Regions from separate parts of the Homo sapiens genome. Here regions 2 and 3 are each linked to region 1. Evidence: chromatin contacts called from ENCODE Hi-C or POLR2A ChIA-PET data. All regions are on one chromosome and are shown on one strand. The core of a region is the stretch at or near the end of the contact, and the rest is flanking DNA. Distances in the headings are between cores, read along the strand shown.

The links. Hi-C counts contacts between places; a loop is a spot of excess contacts on that map. ChIA-PET counts read pairs that join two places held with the same protein, here RNA polymerase II (POLR2A). Pooled maps may share reads with other maps.
Region 2: a loop to region 1 is called in a pooled map, with 9 times the contacts of the local background. The contact joins the promoter of LYRM2 here to the promoter of MANEA-DT in region 1. A Hi-C loop is called at or near these places in 6 of 50 pooled maps.
Region 3: a pooled map shows a loop between it and region 1 (9-fold over the local background). The contact joins the promoter of PM20D2 here to the promoter of MANEA-DT in region 1. A Hi-C loop is called at or near these places in 1 of 37 single-sample maps with no recorded cell type and 6 of 50 pooled maps. POLR2A ChIA-PET finds 5 or more read pairs at or near these places in 1 of 52 experiments (T-cell).

What each region holds. Positions count from the first base shown.
Region 1 is chr6:95,575,940-95,580,795 of GRCh38, forward strand. It overlaps MANEA-DT (MANEA divergent transcript), which reads right to left and starts at 1,512. Exons shown (of 3, transcript NR_104136.1): 1 at 1,154-1,512. It overlaps MANEA (mannosidase endo-alpha), which reads left to right and starts at 1,596. Exons shown (of 5, transcript NM_024641.4): 1 at 1,596-1,699. RefSeq lists silencers at 1,336-1,415, 1,466-1,555, 1,836-1,895 and enhancers at 1,692-2,632, 2,096-2,195.
Region 2 is chr6:89,636,283-89,641,000 of GRCh38, forward strand. LYRM2 (LYR motif containing 2) reads right to left here and starts at 2,465. Exons shown (of 3, transcript NM_020466.5): 1 at 2,390-2,465; 2 at 1,460-1,600; 3 at 1-1,071. The coding sequence starts at 2,434. The coding sequence ends at 991. It overlaps MDN1-AS1 (MDN1 antisense RNA 1), which reads left to right and starts at 2,250. Exons shown (of 4, transcript NR_111915.1): 1 at 2,250-2,354. RefSeq lists enhancers at 1,213-2,412, 1,765-1,994, 2,215-2,264.
Region 3 is chr6:89,142,993-89,147,748 of GRCh38, forward strand. It overlaps PM20D2 (peptidase M20 domain containing 2), which reads left to right and starts at 3,063. Exons shown (of 7, transcript NM_001010853.3): 1 at 3,063-3,617. The coding sequence starts at 3,153. It overlaps LOC101929004 (a long non-coding RNA gene), which reads right to left and starts at 3,874. Exons shown (of 4, transcript XR_942766.4): 1 at 2,701-3,874; 2 at 755-841. RefSeq lists a silencer at 2,880-3,809.

The sequences.
Region 1 (4,856 bases), core at 262-2,761:
GGGTTTGCAAAATGTTTTAATACATAGAGTTGAGTGCATGGGTGTTCATTATATTATTATTTGTCCTTTCTGTGTTTAAAGTTGCTACAATTAAACTTTTAAACTTGTAGAAGAAAGAATAGTTTCTGATGTTATGTTGGGAAGAATCTTGTAAGCAAGAAAGCAAAAAGCACAAAATTAAAATGTAAAATATTATTAAATTCAAAAAGCTGTATACTGAAGCATAAAGCTTTTGGCAATCAAGAAACATCATAAAAACTGGAAAGACAGTCCATAAACTAAGAGAAGACATTTGCAACACATGTAACTTACAAGAGAGAATTAAACTAGAAAAAATAAATATTATCTACAAAATAATTTTCAAAAGCAAGCAATTTAATAAAAAATGAGATAAAATTAAGAACAGGCTTTAGCAAAAGGGAAAATGCAAATTAAAAGAGCAATCAGATGCTCTTATCAGCAAAAACTTAAAAAGTCTAACAATAGCATAAGGGTAACGATGTGCCAGTCTAGTTTATGGGAAATGGACTTGTATACAGACGAATCTCAAAACCTCTCAAAACCTAAATTAGTGAAAAAAGGGGAAAAATGAAGAATGATTCACATATGAAATATAAAACTAGGAAAATAGTATTTTTAGGGAATCGTACATATGTAACTATTTTCAGAAATACAACGGAATGAGTAATATAAAATTCAGCATAATGGTGAACGGAAGGAAGGAGATGTTTTTAGAGAGTCTTCTTTCTAGAAGACTCCAAAAATACTGGCATTTTTTTTTTCTTAAGCTCTGTAGTGGGTACCTGGGCATTTTTCATTCTTCTTTAAGATATGCACATGAGATATACTCATATGTATATTTCCCAATTAAAATTGGTGTACAAAATCTTTTTAAGGAGAGCCCTTATGAAACTGTTCACATCAGCAAGTTCTAGCTTGAATAAGGACTTCCTGTTACTATGTAACCAAACAAAAGATAGCATTTTCTTGTTTTCTGAAGCTAATGTAAGATGGAAACCTTCAGTTGTAATCCTATTTCAAAAGTTCTTGCTCTTCACATCTGACTTATCCTCAATTATTTCTAGTACTTCAGTACAGATGTGATTTTATAGAATACATTCGCAAATTAAAAACGCCATCTCCATCTGCCTACCTTGGGCTTCCAAGTAAAGTTCTATTTTTACAAAAATCAAAACAGTTCCTCAACTTTAAAAGTTTGAAAACCAGTGTACTTGTAAAGCACTTGATGCAAGCAACTTCTGAATGTTTCACATAAAAACAAACAAAAATGTGTCCTCTGTAATACAGTTAGAGCCTCCCAACAGAGCCTCAGAAGACCGTTTCTAAAGGCAGTGAGTTCTACTTGCAGAAATAGGGCGGGAGTGCAGTCTGACTCCAATCCACACGTCCTTCCCCTCTGACAGAACGCCCCAAAACGCAGTCCTCTCTTTCTTCCGCGCCGCTCCCGCCCTAGTCCTCTTAGACCCGCGACCGGAGGCTCCGGAAGACCCCGAGCCCCGCCCGCTCCGTGACCCCGCCCCCACCCGTCCCGCCCCTGAAAGCGCCCGGAACGCTGTGCGCGCGCCTTCGGGGAGGAGGGGCTGTCTGGGCTCGGGGCGCGGCGGCAGTCAGCTCTATGTTCGCGGTCTTAACCTCTCCTCTGGCCGAGTCCTTGCAAGAAGTGAATTACCCGACCCTGGTGAGTAGCTGCAGGAGTCAGACCTCTTGGAGGCGGCGGCGCCAGCAGCGGCGGCAGGCACGAGGTCCACCGCGGGCGCCTGCGCGCTCGCCCGCCAGCCAATCTGGTGGCCGCTTTCCTCCGGGCGCCCTTTGACCCGGCGCCCCTCTGGCAGGCGCTGGTGGCGCCCAGCGGCGAGCCTGTAGCCCCCTCGATTAACCTAGGCTGTCACTCTTAGGCCTGTTTTAGTCTGCGTTAGTTTTACTGCCTTTTACACTGCTTTATCCCCACCTCACTGGCCTCGTCGCCGCCTCCTCTTTGAAACGGTACCTCCTGTCGCCTCGGATTTTCCTTGTCTCCCCGACAAGGTGGAAATTTCGGGTCGGATGGAAGCCTTTTTCAGCACCTTCTCCTTGTGCCCCCAGACTGCCTCTGGGCCTTGAGCCGACCGGGAGAGTAGAAGGATCGAGGCCTGCTGGGCTCTGGGTGCAACGGAAAGGTAGCTGTCGCCTCTGGGCATCGGGAGGAGACCGCCCGATGGCGAGGCCGCTAGAGATGGTTTTTCAGTTCACCTGTTAACGTGTTTGGCACTGTCATCTTAGACTCTTAGCCTTTGCTAAGTCGGGATGCAACAGTGCTGGATTAGTGTTTTTGTTGTTCCTTTTTCCAAAGAAGCAACTTGAAGTACAGGCAGGTATAACTGTTTGGTTTTGTTGTTGTAAGACCCTACGGATAAGTGTTAGGAGAAAATGTGGAAGTGCTATAAAACAACAACAAGGGGGGGATAATGTTGATTAAGAACTTGAAAATAAGAAAAATGGGACTGGAATAGGCTGTTCACGTTAAAGTATTGAGGCAGTAGTTTGAAACAAAAATATAAAGTAAAACCTAGATATTGGTGATACTGTATCACGTTGTTTGCAAATCACTTTCATGACAATACATCTATTTCAGGTGTATCACACCTGAAAAAAACATGAGTGCTGTGAATTTGTGGATTTTCAGGCTCAATGCAGAAAAACACCCCCCAAAACAAAAAATCACAACAATGAAAACACCATTTCCAGAGCTGTTGCTGTTATTCGTGTGACGAATAGTGAATGTATGATCATAAAATAGAATAAGCTGTCTTTAGATGAAGTTTGGGCACAGTTTATGGAGTAGGTAACAGTTAATCATTGTTTATTAGGTACATAATCCTTAATTGAAAACATAACCATATAGCAGCAGCTTTCATCTTGTGTCACAAAAATAACTGGTGTATCCTCTAAATTTGATTTGTCTAATACCTTAAAGGAAGGCAGAATAGCATGGACAAGAACTTGAGTTCTTGAGCCAGACTCGATCTGCTCCTTGCTAGGTGATTAACCTTAGATTGGTTTCTTGGCCATTTGCTGGCCCAGAGATTTTTGAAAAAGTTACCAACTGCTCAGCTTCATCATTTGTAAAATGAGGTTAAAAAAAATTCTGCGGCCTGGCGCGGTGCCTCACGCCTGTAATCCCAGCACTTTGGGAGGCCGAAGTGGGTGGATCATGAGGTCAAGAGATCGAGACCATCCTGGCCAACCAACATGGTGAAACCCTGTCTCTACTAAAAATACAAAAATTAGCTGGGCGTCGTAGCGTGCGCCTGTAGTCCCAGCTACTCTGGAGGCTGAGGCAGGAGAATCGCTTGAACCCGGGAGGTGGAGGTTGTAGTGAGCCAAGATGGCGCCACTGCACTTCAGCATGGCAACAGAGTGAGACTCCATCTCAAAAACAAAACAAAACAAAACAAAAAACAGAAACTAAACCTCACTGAATTTCTGTTAACCAGAGGGTACAAGTGTTTACAATAAAACTGACCTGGGCAAGGATTGATTTTGAAACTGATTTTGAAAGTTCCAGATGTGTCTTCTAGTATTGAGTTATATTTATCTCCGGTGGCTTCATACAAAATAAAATTAGAAGAAAACAATATATTTTTTAAAAAAAGCACCAGAAGTCTGTGTGATTTAATTTAGTTAATTGAAAGGGAAGTCTTTTTGGCTTTTGTGAGTTACATGATAAAAGCAAATAATTTTTGAAGTACTAATTCATACCACCCTGCTTCTGAATCTCTTGGGGTCTCTTAGCTAGCTGGATATGTCCAATAATTTTTTATTAGACATCACTAAGCTTCAAGTCAGCATTTCAAAGGATTAAAAGCACAAAACTCAAAAAATAGAAGCTACAGGTTCAAAAGAACCTATTGTGTATGAGTAATGTAAACAGTCTTTTGAGGAGAAAACAGATTTTCAGTAGCCAATACTTTGAGTAGGTCCCTGCCTTGGAAAGATATATCTGCAATAAACTTGTAATATTTTCTCTATGGTGACTTATAATACTTTTCTTTTATTGAAGCTAAATTAGTTCCTCCACCCCTTTCCTGCAAGATCAGACATTTTAGGCATCTCAAGGGTCATTGTGGTTTTACAGCGTTGAAGATGATTTTTTTTATTAAATTGGATTTTTAAAATTATTGGATCTTTACGATTCTTTATAATATGTTCAGTATACACCGTAAACTTATCAAGTGTGTATACGGTCAGTAGTCTATATATACACACACACACAGATATACATATATATATATACACACACACTGCCTGAATACCAATGAAACAGCAAAGAGCCAGAAATTAACTTTTTTAAAGCTGAACACTTAATGAACACTATGTGAAAGATATGTTATGCTCTACTAGAATGTGAAGATAAAGACTCCATTTCTGAAACTTAAGGAGCAATCTAGTAGGTGATATAAAGATAAATGCACAGCATGATATAATACATAAGGAATGACAATTTGGCCGGGCACGGTGGCTCACACCTGTAATCCCAGCACTTTGGGAGGCAGAGGCGGGTGGATCACGAGGTCAGGAGATCGAGACCATCCTGGCTAACACGGTGAAACCCCATCTCTACTAAAAATACAAAAAATTAGCCAGGCGTGGTGGCAGGCACCTGTAGTCCCAGCTACTCGGGAGGCTGAAGCAGGAGAATGGCATGAACCCTGGAGGCGGAGCTTGCAGTGAGCGGAGATAGTGCCACTGCACTCCAGCCTGGGCAACAGAGTGAGACGCCGTCTCAAAAAAAAAAAAAAAAAAGAAATGACAATTTAAAAAGTAAATACTGTTAACAATAAAATATATGAGGAATA
Region 2 (4,718 bases), core at 1,215-3,714, 5.9 Mb before region 1:
TAGCAGTTACTCCATTCCATCTACAGCCAGCCTAGGCAACCACTAATCTTTCTGCCTATTCTGGACATTTCGTATGAATGGAATCATCATGTGATCTTTTGTGACCGGCTTCTTTCACTTAACGTTTTCAAGGTTTATCCATGTTTAGTATATATAAGTCCTTCGTTTCTTTTTAGTGCCAAATAATGGCTATGGGCATGGGGTAGAAGTGCTAACTCATACAGCAGCTGTTTCATCTTTTGAGGAACTGACCGTCTGTTTTCTGAAGTGGCTACACCATTTTACATTCCCACCAGCAATGTATGAGGGTTCTGTAATTTCTGTACATCTTCACCAAGACTTATTATTATTTCTCTTTTTAATTACAGCCATTCTAGTGAATGTGAATCTCAGGGTTGTTTTTTTTTTTTTTTTTTAGAGACTGTCTCACTCTGTCACCCAGGCTGAAGTGCAGTGGCACGACCTCAGCTCACTGCAACCTCCACTTCCTGGGTTCAAGTGATTCTCCTGCCTCAGCCTCCCAAGTAGCTGGGACTACAGGCAATGCACCACCACACCAAGCTAATTTTTGTATTTTTAGTAGAGATGAGGTTTCACCATGCTGGCCAGGCTGGTCTTGAACTCCTGACCTCAAGTGATCCACCTACCACAGCCTCCTAAAGTACTGGGATTACAAGCATGAGCCACTACACCCGACCTCATAGTAGTTTTGATTTACACTTCCCTAATGATTGTGTCCAGCATCTACTGGCCATTTGTTAGTGGTTTTTTTCTTCTTTTAAGAACTGCTGAGACATCCATAAACATTTTCAAAATGCAGGGTATGTTTTTCAGTGTTAAGGCAACTGTTCTGATGTGTTTTTCCTTTGCTCTCTATCACCAAATACTGTACATATAAATAGTAAGACTGGGCTTTGTGTTGTCCATTGTTAATCCTAAATGCAACAAAACACATGGAGACTTTGAAAATCCTTCAGAATAATGCTATAGTTAAGATTTTGCTAAAGCAAGTGTTTTTTCTAACTCCTTGAGCTGCATATTGCCTTGAGTAATCATCATCCGGATTGTATCCTGTAGAATAAAGTGAAATCTGGTTATAGTTTTACCTGGTTAAACAAGGTATAGCTATACCATTTTATCTGTTAAAATCAAGAACCAATACTACCTATTGGAACTGCTGCCTTTTAGAAAAGCTAAAAGAGTTCCACATACATACATATAAAATGTACAACATAAAAGTCAAGTGATGATGCTGAAGAGTGTAGATACTCTTTTATCTACATATTTTAAAATACTAAATTTTAAAATAATAATTTAAAATCGGTAACATTACAAGCAATGATCAAGATATACCAGCTCAGTGGCACTATATTCCAAGATGTCTGCTAAACTTAAAAAAAAAAATTCACTGATCAATAAAAAGGGTTAGGATCTGTCCTCACCATGATTTTGTTCTCACCTCTTCGGTGGCACTTTTGTTTCTTCTGAATTCTTCTCTTGCCCAATCTTTCAGGTATTTGCGATCAGAATCATTTGGAACTTGCCGAATTGTTTGCAAAATCCTTCTGTAGAGGAGAAGAACTTGTTGCCTTCTTACGAACTGTAAAAGGGAGGAGTAAATAGCAATTACTACTGCACAATCGCCAGCCTGGAAAGTTCTACTTCAGCAAACCAAGCTGTAACCAGAGTACTTCTCGTTGGTCAATTTTGAAAAAGGCAAAGAAAAACTTTTTTTTTTCTTTTTTTGGCCAGATGCAGTGGCTCAGGCCTGTAATCCCAGCACTTTGGGAGGCCAAGATGGGAGGATCACTTGAGCCCAGGAGGTCTAAGCTGAGGTAAGCCTTCATTGCGCTACTGCACTCAGCCTGGGCGAGAGTGAGGCCCTGTCTCAAAAAGATGTTTTAAAGAAAGCATCACGAGGTTCATCTGATCTTTTTGCTTACTGCTCTGTCAAACCTAAGAACCATTAAAAAATCAGGAGCTGCCTACCGGGCTGAAAAGGGCTGCCGGTCTCCTAGAAGTTGTTATTACAACGACAGCACTTTTTCTAAATTAACAGTTGTTCAAATCTTTGGTAATCTCATTTGCTGTTTGCCACAGCTCAGTGCAATAGACTTTTACCGTGGGCACTGGGCAGCTGAGGCACCGGGACTCAGGGAAATCAAGCGCCTGACGCTGTCTCACGCGATCGCACCAAACCAAGGAAGCAGCCAGTGCCTCCCGTCAGGCCCCGCGGAGCGAAGCACCGCCCCGCAGGCATCGGGCCAATCTCAGAGGGCGCGCACGCCGCATCAGGACCCCGGAACCCGCCCCGTTGGGGATAGGGACAGATGGAGAATCCAGCTCAGACCCAGGTAAGCTGCTTTGGAAGGCAGAGAACCGCCGGTACCTGCTTTAACGTTAGCGTCGCTGGGGGTAAGCGGGAAGCAGCCATGTCCACCAGAGGTCCGCCGGAGCCTCAGCGCGCAGGAGCGGAAGTGGGGTTCGACCAAGGGGTGTGGCGAGCCCGGTTTCCTAGGAGACGGCCCGCGGGTTGCTCTCGGACTGAGAGCGCGAGGCTTCGGGACTGAGCCCTAGCTGCTGCGCTGGCCGAAGTTTTCTCGTCGGTAAAATAGGATAACAGTGCACCATAGGGTCGTTTTGATAAAGAAGAAAGGTAGGGCACTTAACACAGTTCCTGGTAAAGAGAGTTCAAATGAAAGTGAAGGAGGCCGGGCGCGGTGGCTCTCACCTGCAGTCCCAAGCACTCTGGGAGGCCTGTAAGGTGCCTGTAATCCCAGCTCCTCGGGATGCTGAGGCAGGAGAATCGCTTGAACCCGAGAAGTGAAGGTTGCAGTGATCCGAGATCGCACCACTGCACTCCATCCTGGGCGACAGAGCGAGACCCTGTCTCGAAAAAAAAGTTAAGGTTTTTTTGGGGGAAAGAGGTGAAAACGTATTTAAATGTTCTTTCGAGCCTTTAAAAATGTGTATAGTTGAAAATACTAAAATTGAAAGTGTTAATTTCTTTTACAGTTTGTGTTGGTTTTTTCTCTTTCTCGTTTTTGTCCTGTTCTTTTGTAGCGCAAAGGTTTTCCGGGAGCGGTGGCCTTCATGATCATTTGAAACAAAGCTTTGAATGGCTCACCCACTTCAGTCTTAAGCACTTTTCATCACTAATAACGAGGAGCCTAACATCCCTAAGCCTCAGGCTTTTGCTTTTATTTCCTTATAGTTGTTTTATCTTTCCCACAATACACATGCCTTTGGGTTAAATCACTAGAAGTGGAGTTAGCGAATCTTTGCCATATTAATTTTCCAAGTGGTGTTGTATCGAATTAAAATAGAACGAAAAATGTTCAATTACTAGTTTACTGGGGACTTGCTTGCCTCGCCTGTTAGCATCCTGGGGCTCCCTATTCCTAGCTGTGTTCTGGCTATTTCCCCTCTCCTGGCCTATTACCTCCCCTGTAAAGTGAAATATAGCATCTACCTCAGTTGTGTATCTCTAATGTACTGAGAACAGGTCCTGGCACATGTAAGAACTCTAATCATTAGCTCTTTTGAACTTTACCAGGCATTGTATGAATGATGCTAACTGCATGATCATATTATCAATAATATATGCCAAATTTTGTCTAATACATTAGCTGTAATAGTTAATTGCTAACTTTTTAAAAGGAGTGAAGTTAAATACCCCTCGCCATTTTTAGTTATACTGTTTTTGTGAATTGTTCATGACTTGGGTCCGTTTATGATGAGGACATTTATATGGGCTCTATATTTTTTGTCATTTCTTTATACATACAGAAACTTTATACAATCATGTATTTTTGTGCCTTTTGAGGCTTTTCATTTCCCATTCAGGCCTTTGTAATTCGTTTTTTAAAAACTTTAATTTTTAAAATATTTACTCCATCTAGAATTTACTTTGGTTTACAGCATCACGTGGATCTAAGTTCTTTTCTAGATGTTAAGCTGTATCAATACCATTGATTACATAACTCATTCCTTTTTCGGGGCTTTATGATGGATGCCTTTTTGACTGTATGATAAATTCTTTTAGGGTCTGAGTAATCTGTCCAGAATTGTTTCATTTAGGGTTAAGTTTTTACTTTTTGTTTTATATGTTTTTATTATCTGGCAGGACTCTAGTTTCTTGTAAAAAATCCATTAGTACTGTTCTCTATAATCTTTAGAAATGTTTTGTATCATTTCCCTCCAAATCATCTTGTGATCTTGGTTGGAATTTTGAAGTAGTGTTGAATCTATACATTAATATGTGAGAAAGACATTTTTACATTATTTCTTCTTCCCATCAAGAAACACTCAGGCCAGGTGCGGTGGCTCATGCCTATAATCCCAACACTTTGGGATACCGAGGTGGATCACCTGAGGTCAGGAGTTCGAGACCAGCCTGGCCAACATGGTGAAACCTCGTCTCTACTAAAATACAAAAAATTAGCCGGGCCTGGTGGCGCACGCCTGTGGTCCCAGCTACTTGGGAGGCTCAGGCAGGAGAATCGCTTGAACCTGGGAGACGGAGGTTGCAGTGAGCCGAGATTGCGCCATTGCACTCCAGCCTGGGCAACAAGAGCAAAGCTCTATTTAAAAAAAAAAAAAAAAAAAAAAAAGGGCTCACTCTTGCTAGACACTGGTAATGCTGTCGTGAGTCACATATGCTCCTTGCTCAAAGACTCATGCTTTGGGCAGGAAAACCTCTAAGTTCAATATAGTGC
Region 3 (4,756 bases), core at 1,813-4,312, 6.4 Mb before region 1:
CTGAAATCCTGCACTGAAGCTCTCTGGTACTTCTATTTACTTTTTCTCTACCTTTAATTTTCTTCATTTTATTTTTCATTCCATTCCTTTTTCTGTTTTCAAAAACTTTTTTTTCTCATTTAGCTCATGCTTTGCCATGAGCTCATGCTTTGCCATGTTGGGGATTTTATTTTATTATTTCTATCTTAATTCAAAGAATATAAACCATACAAAAGCCTGCTGCCTTTTCAAAAGGAGTTCTGAATCTGAAGCCCAAAATAATACCCAGTATAGTTGTACAATTTGGCTGTATTTTAGTTGCTTTTCCAGGGTAAAGGAAATTTTTGATCTACTCTTTCCACCACAGCACTCATTTGTCATGAATGTCCTGTTCTCAAAGTTATTGAGTCAGTTGTGATGACAGCTGGTTTTCTAAGCAGCCAGGAAAGAAGAGGAATCTTTATATATTTTTTCCCCTTTTTTCTCATCAGGAGCCAAGAAAGAACATTTATATACTTTAAAACCAGTCCTCAAGAGAGAACTATCTGCACTCCTCTCACCCCCCCAAAAAGGTTATACATCTTAATACTAAATTCTGGATATTGTATTGTTTCCTCAGATCCAGCACCAGCTAAAGGAAGGGAGCTTGTATACATTTTTTTTTGTTTCTAATAAAAACATACAGGTTCCTTACCAGTAGCACATAGATAGGGTAGACAGTTGTATGAATATTATGGGTACAAATGAAAGTAATAGTAAGAATTTATGAGCTGACCAGATTCTAGAAAGCCACATGTCCAACTCCATCAGCTTCCAGAAGCAATTCTTCCTGCCCCCAGCTCCACATAAAGGACTGAGAAGTCTAGGAAGAAGCATAACAATGTCTATTGGTAGTCAGTGTCGTTTAATGGTTAATTGCTGCCATTATTCAGTTAGTTTATTAGATTCAAGAAGAATAATCAGCCAACAAATATTTATTAACACAGAGGAAATGCTGACCATAAGATGTTAGGTGCTGGGGAATGCAGTGGGAAAACAAAAGAGTTTAAAGCCTGGAGGGGAAGATAAACGGTCAGCAAGTTATCACAGTTTATCAAATAAATGAATTCAAGGGTGCAAAATACCATGAGCAAGAAATACAAGGTGTCAACAGTAGAAACTGAATACATACGTGCCTGTGGGCATGTATACCCACCCACCCACCCACATATATACACAAGGAACAGAGCTTGAAATGAATCTGTCTTTCCTCTACCTCAAGTGGCAGCTTTGTTAATTCCTGCAAAGCAATATAAATAGCAGCTTCTATATGAAATTATATGCATCCCTTTTCTGTTGCTGTTTATTGATGCCTGAGGAGGGCAAACATGGGTTCTACTGATGTCAGCAGGCAGAGTTGCTGCAGTAAAATTTATTCAAAATGAGTGTTGTGGGTTCTGATTTGAATAGATAAACTGGAGATGCATTTATGAATTTGCATGTCTGTTTACACAAGCAATAGACCATGGTGGCTGAAAGTCAGCCACTGGAGGCTGACTCTGGCTTCTGTTCTACAGTGGGTCCACTACTTACTAGCTCTATAATCTTGGACATACATCTGTAAAATGAAGATAAATAACCACATTAACCACCTCATAGTTTGCTGTGAGGATTAAATGAGTTAACAAATGCTAAGCCCTTGGAACAGTGCCTAGCACAGAGTAATTGCTCTACAAATGTCACCTATTGCTTTTGCTCTCCAATCCCCCCTTCTCCCCTTTTTTTAGCCAACTAACTGAGCAGGATAATATTGGATCTCGTGGATACAGGGTAATTTTCTTCAGCAGAATACCAGAGAAAGATTTATTATCGCCAAGGGGGCCCAGGAATTTAATAACACATTTGTTGTTTTTAGAGCTGAGTTTTTGTTGGAGTGTTAACTGAGAAAGAAAGTTTTCAGACGTGAATGGAATGTGACATTTACTCTGGTATTATTAGCATATAGAGTAGTAAAAACAGTAGTTGATAGTCTTCGTGCATGTTAGCTTCCCTTAGACTTATTTTCAAAATATTCATTTGGTTTATCACATTAATATATTGTGTCCCATTTAACATAGTTGAGACAAATTAAGGAAAGATGATAGGGTATGAAGAGCTGATAGAAGCTTTTAATATGTGGAAAACCTCAGAATATAAACATCTACAGTGTTATTAATAGGCATACCGTCAACAACAGTTTTTCAGACTTTGTGGTTCACTCTGGAGAAAAACAAGAGCATGACATCTTGAATTTCTTCACTGGGTAATTAAAAAACTCAGTTATAATGTAACACCAGCTGCACATATCATGTTAGTGGAGTTCAGCATCAATTAAAATTATAAACGAAACCTGTCATATGTTCCCTTTCAAAGCTGTTCAAGACAACTGTCCAAATCAACAAAACAGTATGAATATTTACTACCATAAATCTTTTAACTCTTTGGTTTTAACTCATTTCAAATTTTTAGTTCTACTCTATTCAAATAAATTATTATATAATAGCTAATACATACCAAGAGCTTACTGCATAATCTAGCTGCTGTTCCAGACATTAGTAACCAATGAGAAAACTGTAGAGAGTAGCTGCAGCTTTTAGTAATACAATGTCAAGGAGAAGAAAGTGGGGGCAGTACCGAAACTTACGTACAGTACCGTCGTTAGTACAGCATTGACACTGACGGCCTCCTTCAGGAAATACAAACCTTGTGAGGTTTTAATTACTAATGCTACAGAGTGGCGTTTTTCCGAGGACTGTGTTCCACTTGGTCTGTCTCTGATGGCTATTAACTAATAACCGTTCTCATTCTGCTGCTGTGGGAAATAAGCAACAACGGAAAAGTAATCGATAATCTTAGAGCATAACTCAAAGGCCAGAGCAGCCAAGGAGGTGGAAGAGTCCCGAGCCCTGCCTTCTCCACAGCACCCCCAAAACCCCACGGCGGGGCAGAGCGCCTGGTAGGGTACGAGCGGCCGCCAGCGTTTCCCGCGCGGCGCCGGGGGCGGCCCCGGGACTGGGGGTGGTGCCCTGGGAGCTGTGTGGCCGCGTGCGCGCTCCGCCGGGGTCCTGGAGGCCTCTGGGCGCGTGCGCGGGCGGTCGCTACCTGCGGCCGAGCCAGGGAGCGAGAGGGCGCAGAGGGCAGCGGGCTTGGGCAGCATGAGGCCCGGAGGGGAGCGGCCCGTGGAAGGGGGCGCGTGCAATGGCCGCTCCGAGCTGGAGCTACTGAAGCTGCGCTCGGCGGAGTGCATCGACGAGGCGGCCGAGCGGCTGGGGGCCCTGAGCCGCGCGATCTGGAGCCAGCCCGAGCTGGCCTACGAGGAGCACCATGCCCACCGCGTGCTGACGCACTTCTTCGAGCGGGAGCCGCCCGCGGCCTCCTGGGCAGTGCAGCCGCACTACCAGCTGCCCACGGCCTTCCGCGCCGAGTGGGAGCCGCCGGAGGCCCGGGCACCGAGCGCCACGCCACGCCCGCTGCACCTGGGCTTCCTCTGCGAGTACGACGCGCTGCCCGGCATCGGCCACGCCTGCGGCCACAACCTCATCGCTGAGGTCGGGGCGGCGGCCGCGCTGGGCGTGAGGGGGGCCTTAGAGGGCCTCCCCAGGCCGCCTCCGCCCGTGAAGGTGAGGTGGGGCCCGGGTGCGGGACCCTATCCGACTGCCCGGGTCGGGGGCGACCCGGGAAGGGCGGGACTCTCGTGCGTCCCGCGCGCCTCGGTGCCCTCCCGCCCGGGGCAGGTGTGTGTGGGACCGCGCTAAACCTGCGGTCCTCGCCTCGGCGCAGGAGCAGAGCTGAACCCCCAGTCAAAGTCAGTTCGCGTTGCCGACCTGGCGACATCTTGCAGATTATTGTTTCCTCCTCTCTAGTTATAAACAGCTCTGCTGAGTTGTTCCCTTAGGAAAGAACTTACACCCAAGCCTGGTGTTTGTTACGGGTTATTTTTGGTAACTGAGAGAGGCAACAGCAATTTGCTGACAAGGTTGTGCCATCAATCTCAGGAGGAAATAACTTCTTGTAGGTAATCCTACGGCCCCTTTTTATTCGTCTCCAAATAAATCTTTTGTTTGTGGCAGTCCTAGAAAATGTGATTCAAGTCATTGGTATTTGGATAGGAATTTTCAGTCGCTAGAACCACCAGACCCCTAGAAGTATACAAATAAAGGGGAAGTGAATGAGCATTATACATAGATGAGTTCATCCTTAAGTCTTAATTTTTTTGTTTTATGATTTTAAGAAATACCTCGACTCTTTAAACAGGGAAATGTCGTTTATGTTTGTCGTAGGGCAAGTTTAATCCTGTTTTACTCTGCTTTTCCAGATGGTATATTCTACACTATGAGCTAAGATTCAATCGTCATTCAGTTAAGGGGAAAACAAATGTTTTATTTTCATACTCTTTAGTTCATTTCCCCCAGTGTCAGTAACCTTCCTCTTTTATCCTAACACTACATCTTTTGTGGCTTTTTCACTTTAGCTGCCTTCTTTTTTCTGTCTCTGGAGGCTCGTTTTTGCATTTGTTAGGTTTTTGTTTGGGTTGGGGGAAGCATGCTTTGCCATGTCACAAACACTGGAGAGATTTCGCTTCAACCACGTTTTTAAAGGTTCTGAGTAGTCAGCGAGAGACATATCGTATTTAATGAGTTAAGGGTCAAGAATGAAGAGCGGTGGGCAGATCAGTTGAGGTCTGGAGTTCGAGACCCGCCTGGCCAACATGGTGAAACCTCTGTCTCTACTAAAATATATTAAAAAAAAAAAAATTAGC